Regions from separate parts of the Mus musculus genome. Here region 2 is linked to region 1. A link is a loop called in an ENCODE intact Hi-C map of the cell type or tissue named here. Cell type or tissue: left cerebral cortex. All regions are shown on one strand. Each heading gives the region's core, and the rest is flanking DNA. Links, peaks and the distances in the headings are about the cores only.

Region 1 (2,912 bases), core at 231-2,730:
TGGCATCTTCAAAACTCTGAGGTCTCTGCAACTGGGCTGCAACTTCACCAAAAGTCTTTCCTAGGCACTCTTCAGGGACTCTAACCATGCCACCGGATGCCAAGTCTTCTTTCCACCATCCCTTCTTCCCTGGGGCTTCTACTGCAACTGAGGCTGCACCTTCCCCAATAGCCTTTCCTGGCTTCTCCATGGTGCCAGTCCTCAGCTGTTTTCCGTGACCCCTTCATGTTTTCAAAACAAGTACCAACTAGAAGACTTGTACACATTAATAAGTTCAGCTCCAAGCTCAAGGCAAAGCCCTGGCTCCCTCTGGGCCACAACATCTATATACTGATCCCCAAGGAAACACTGGAAGGTTTTTCTCCCAGATGATGCTGCCCTTTAATCAGAGCTGCTTCTTCGGCCCCAGCTGACTGTATCCTTTGTCACGGCAAAGCAAAGGTTTCACTTCAGTGGTTTCAGTCTCTTGTTCATCACAACCACTTCTTCAGCGCCACCTGACCAGAACAGTATATTCTTAACACAAAACATCGTTGAAAAGTCCCTGTTAGAATCTTTACTTCCCCCTGAAACCTCACAAGCCAGGCCAGGTCATTCAGGCCTCAGTGAGACAAAGTAAAAAGTGTGACAAGCAGGGGGAAAAAAAAATCAAAGAACAAAACAAAATCCTGTGTGACGGTGGAGGGGTGTAAGGTCACTTGGCAATTGGGGGAACTGGCGTGCGAAATGATAACCTGCAGTGTGGCCACACATTGTCCATATCCAGTGTGGTAAAGCCACCAGGAGGCCTTAGCCATCCCTAGCCTAATCTAATAAACCTTGTCTATTTAGGTCAACCCTGTCTAATGTGGCCGGGGATCATTCAGACATGGTCATTTCAACCATTCTAATCAGCTCCCGCAGCAAAATTGAGGAGGATATATTACAGACAGCAGCTCACCCAGGGTACCGAGCTGAGTGAAAACAAATTCTTCAGTTCCTACAGTATAAATAGAAATTCAAGCCTTGAGAACAGCGAGGACCGCTGGCCAGCAGGAGACAGGCAGACAGCCAATGGCTCATGTTTGGATGACAGGGGAAGCAAGGATGAAATGCAAGTGGAAAACAAGAACTCTCTCTTCAAACAGCTGGGAAACACCCTCTGCTTCCCTTCGTTTCCCAGCTGGGCAGGGCAGCAGCAATGGGACAAGAGGTCAGGAGGAAGCATTCAATCCTGCACGCCCTGCCTGCTACCAGGAGACCTGTTGGGGTGCATGCCACCAGGCCGGATGCCGGAAACGGGAGACACAGAGGATATGGTGCCCAGTCCCTGCGGATGCCAAGGCCTGCCCTGAAGAATGGACGTCAGCAAACAGAAAGCCATTCAGACCCTGCAGCAGCACAGTTCCCACGGCAACCAGCAGTTTCCCTTGCCACTGCACATCCTCTTCTTTTTCTTCTAACAAACTTTCCATTTGGATCCAGGCTACACTTGGATGAAATGTAGGTTGGGTAATAGGTGTTGGGAGGGGGTGAAGATGGAAGAGGGTAATGAAGAATGTGAAGAGGGAACCTGGTTTTCATAAAGTATGAGTAGCAAAAGCCAGTGGGACATCAGGAAAATCTACAATTAGGCAGTGGAGTTTGGGTTTTGTTTTTTTGGGTCTATCTTTCTTTCCAGTTCCTGCCATTTGTCCAAGACTCTCAGAACCTGAGATAAATACTCCTGGTCACTTCTCCATCCTGTCCCTTCCCTGGTCATCATTCTTCATGCCTAGGAGGCATACTACCCTGTCCCATACTTTTCCTGTTATGCTAGGAAGCATTAATGAACCCCAAAAGACCACCAAGGAGCCGTTTCCAATGTGATCACAGTAGGGTCTCTTTATTACAAACTCGAGTGTGGGCCAACTCACCTCCAGCCCACAGGACAATCTAGTGGAGCAACCCCAAACTCTCATCAGGACCAAGTTTTATAGAAAATGGAAGCAAGTGAGGGGGTGTCCATTCTGGCAAGCATCTAATTAAATGGCTATTGTAAGCTCACAGGTGGGTGCTCTGAAGCAAGACAGTATACAATCACAAGCGGTCTGAAAGTACATCTGAAACAATCAGACTAATCTTTGATTAACTGTGGCTATGAAGTAGCTAGGGAATAGCTCTGGTCAAGGACAGCCATGTGGTCCTTCCTGGTATGTGAATGCAGCTTGGGGCCAAATTCTCAGGCCATTTTTTTTTCAGTTGTTTTGTTTTAAGATGGAGGCTGGTCTCTAAGATGGAGTAGGTTTGGCCACTCTTTCCCAAACTATTCAATGGCTCTTTTCCCAAATTTGAGCTGGCTTGAGTCCCTCTGCCTTTTCAGTGGCTGCTCGGTAAAGAGAATGTACAGTGTTCTGGGGATGCGTGCTGATTCCTGGTCCCACCTCCAAGATTTGTTGTTCTTAAGCCTTGAGTGGAGTTACAAACTCTTCATATTTCACAAGCACCCTAGTTCTTGCAGGTTCAGACAGATGCTGTATCTGTTAGTTCCCCAGTGAACAAAATGCCCAAGAAAACAACTTAAAGGGAGAAAGATTTGCTTGAGGTCACAGTTTCAGTTTTTGATCCTCCATGGCAAAGAGGGTGGGATGGGCAGAGTGCTCATGTCCCAAAGGGAGAAGGACATCTCTACATGTCCTTGACTGCATCCATTGACATGGGAGGTCCTGCCCACGGTGGGTGGCACCATTCACTGGCTGGGATCCTGGACAGCAGAAGTAGAGAAAGTGAACTGAGCAGTAGCAGATACCCATCACTGCTTCTTGATTATGGACATGGCAGAAATAGGTGCTTCAAGTTTCTGCTGCCTTGACTTCCCTCCCACTACAGACAGTGCAATTGAACTGTGACCAGAAATAAGTCCTTTCTCTCTTGAGTTACTTTTATTGGGAAAA
Region 2 (2,912 bases), core at 143-2,642, 54 kb before region 1:
TTTTATTCCTCCATTATCACATCTCTGATTTACAAAACAAAATGCATGCTTATCTTTAGGTATTCTAAACTAAATTTGCTTCAGTTTAACTCAACCAGTTATCAAACACCCACAACAGAGCTGTGAACAACGAATTCAACCAAGACCAATACAAGTCAAGTCTCTGTTTCCAGGGAGCTGGTAGCATAGCTGAGAATTGGCCCAGGAGAGCAGTTCAGGTTGAGAATGGCCTGTGGGAGGGGTTTAGGTTTCTCACTTGCAAATCCATCAGGGTATCCTTGTGCAGCAGGACTGTGACTTTCTAAGACTGGAAGAGAGGGTGCAGCACTCTTCAGGAGCATCCATCTTTATTCATCGTGAGATCTGTCCTGATGGTGCCAGGACTCAGAGTCTACAGAACAAGCTAGGAAGAAAGGCCAGTGCTGACAGGCTAAGCCTCACCTCCACACCCTCCATCCTACCACAGTATTGGCAGTGTGACCGAAGGGGATGAGGCGTGTATTAGCTACTTTCTGTTGCTGTGATAAACCACGATGACCAAAAGTGACCTGTGGTGGACAGAGCTTATTTTGGCTTCCAGTTCCAGAGGAATAGGAGATCAACACATCAGGAAAACATGACAATGATCAGCAGGTATGTGGACAGGAGGAGGAGCCTGAGGAATTAAGTTCTCAACAGTAAGCAGAGCCACTGGGAACTGAAAGGAAGTGGACGCTATAATCTCTCAAAACCCACCCCCAGTGATGTACTTCCTGGTGTACCTCCTGAAGGTCCCCAAAGAGCACTTCCCAAATACCCATCCCTACAGGGGTCATTTCTCATTCAAATCACTGCAGTGGGAAACACCAGAACTCATGCAGGTATGAGAGACAATGGCAGCACTGAGAGGTGGCTGCCTCTTGACCTTGCACTTGATGGAGAACCATGCCAACGTGGAAATTGACACAGGTGCCCGTTTGACAGGCAGGATTCAGAGGCTCCCTGAGCCACAGAGGTGGCAGGAAAGAGGAACATGGTGTAGCCTATGGTGAGGGAAAATCCTTTCCACTTAGGCCTTCAGTAAGGCATAGGGTTTCTTGCCAGAGTCTTGAGGGAGGACCTAGGTAACAGCTGCACTGATGTGAGGGTACAGCATGTCCTGTCTTGTGGATATAAACAGAAGCCTTCATTTCTGCCAGCCGTGGGGCTTTAAATGCCAGCATCCAGGCTTTATCACTCAAGCAAACAAGCCAGAGGAAAAAGATTACACATGATTACACGAATCTCTCTCTCTCTCTCTCCCTCTCTCCCTCTCTCTCTCTCTCCACCCTCCCCCCCCCCACCCACCTCTACCCCCTCCAGGAAGACAGTTTGGTCTGGGCTGCCCTCTGGATTTTTCCTCTCTGATTTCTCTTTCTCTCACGCAATGTTCCCTGCCCAGGCGTTACATAACAGCCCGGGCTGCAGGGAACACCTATACAAGAGGCCATGACAGTTAAACAATGGGCAGGCAGTGGCTGCCCTGAGAAAATGGAGTCATTCATGGGCTGTGTGAGAGGCGGCTCTGTTCCCAACTTGGCTCCCTGGTAAATGAAGTGCACCGAGGACAAAGAGGGAAACTTTACACTCTAGCAATTTTCCCACAGTTGCAGGCTCACAGAAAAACAAGGCACTAGTTGGCTTAGAGGAGAAAAGACAACCATATCCATAAACTTTGCTTTCTCCCCCAAGTTGCTGTCCTGTGCCAAAACCACATACTAATCTCCCAGAGAGGGAGCGGCAAGGCAAGGCTGCACTTGATTGGGCTCTGCCTCCTGCTGCTGTCTGTTTTCATCGCTGTGTGATGGGCTTTCCTCTCTGAATCATCATGTAGTTGACCTTAATGTACCTCCCTGCTTTGATGGGAAAGAATGTTGAAAGTCGAGGCGATGGATGGGTCCAAGAGAACTAATGATGTTTTTCCCTAATGCAGATGCTCGTCAGAATACAGGAATGTCTTTCCAGACACAGGGATCGAGGGCAAGAGAATCCAGAGGACGTGTAAGTACTCCTCACTTGAATCTCCACACTGATGGGCTGCCCTTCGCTCACACACTGTTAACAGGCTTGGCATTTAATCAAGCAGTTTCAAATGTCTTATAGCGCACATTTCATTTCAAACTAAATGGCATGCCAAGAAAAATCACAAAATCATAACAAAGAATCTTTTATATTAAACCCAATTCCCAAACACCAGCAATGATTTATCTATTTAGGGAGATGCATAGCTCTTGTCCAATGTATCTACATGGAGGGACTTTTGAAGTCCACTCTAGAGCTAGTGTCCCAAATACATTATTACCACTGGGGTTTCTACTGCAATCCTTGGGTGCAGGTTGGATCCTGATGTATGGAAAAGTTATGAATGAAATACAAAGATGCCTCCTTACCCATCCTGGAACCCTGTTTCCTACCCAACACCAGGGGTACTCATGGGATGAGTAGGGTAGAGAATCAGGTGACATGCTTCCTGAATGAGGGCTGGTGAGATGGCTGAATGGGAAGACGCACCCACCACCCAAGCCTGGGCACCTAAGTTCTAACCAAAGAACCTACATGATGGCTGGAGGGGAGAACCACTTTACCAGTTGTTCTCTGATCTCCACACCATTGCAGGTGCTTGCCCCCCATCACCATGTGCTCACACATTTGCTACACACACACACACACACACACACACACACACACACACACCACTAATGATTTTGATTTCTAAAATTACTTCTTAAGCAGTAAGAGCACACTAGTGGACTCCAGACTGAAAAAAAAACCAGGTACATGCAACACAGACCTGATTTGAGAGCACAGCATTATATAGGGAGAGCCAGTCCTGGGGGCCTGAAGTCAACAGCACCAGTAGAGGCCCAGTGCTGAAGGAAACAGTGGTTGAAACT

What was found. Peaks named below come from ENCODE experiments on the same cell type or tissue, not always from the same donor. Only the 100,000 strongest peaks of a DNase experiment are listed, where the experiment ranks them.
Region 2: it touches region 1 in a loop (6-fold over the local background); 4 of 42 quality-filtered maps call a loop at or near these places.

Annotation. Positions count from the first base shown.
Region 1 is chr1:154,101,372-154,104,283 of GRCm38, reverse strand. All of the region lies in intron 1 of Gm46165 (a long non-coding RNA gene), which reads right to left. The region is part of intron 2 of LOC108167736 (a long non-coding RNA gene); the gene reads left to right. Among named protein-coding and RNA genes, the nearest start is that of Gm46165, 39 kb to the right of the region's middle. In left cerebral cortex, for the core only: a CTCF peak has its summit at 2,688; a DNase peak (open chromatin) is centred at 1,195; H3K27ac peaks cover 2,500 bases.
Region 2 is chr1:154,155,509-154,158,420 of GRCm38, reverse strand. No RefSeq gene overlaps it. Among named protein-coding and RNA genes, the nearest start is that of Zfp648, 44 kb to the left of the region's middle. In left cerebral cortex, for the core only: no CTCF peak of the experiment used is centred there; DNase peaks (open chromatin) are centred at 1,155 and 1,564; H3K27ac peaks cover 2,444 bases.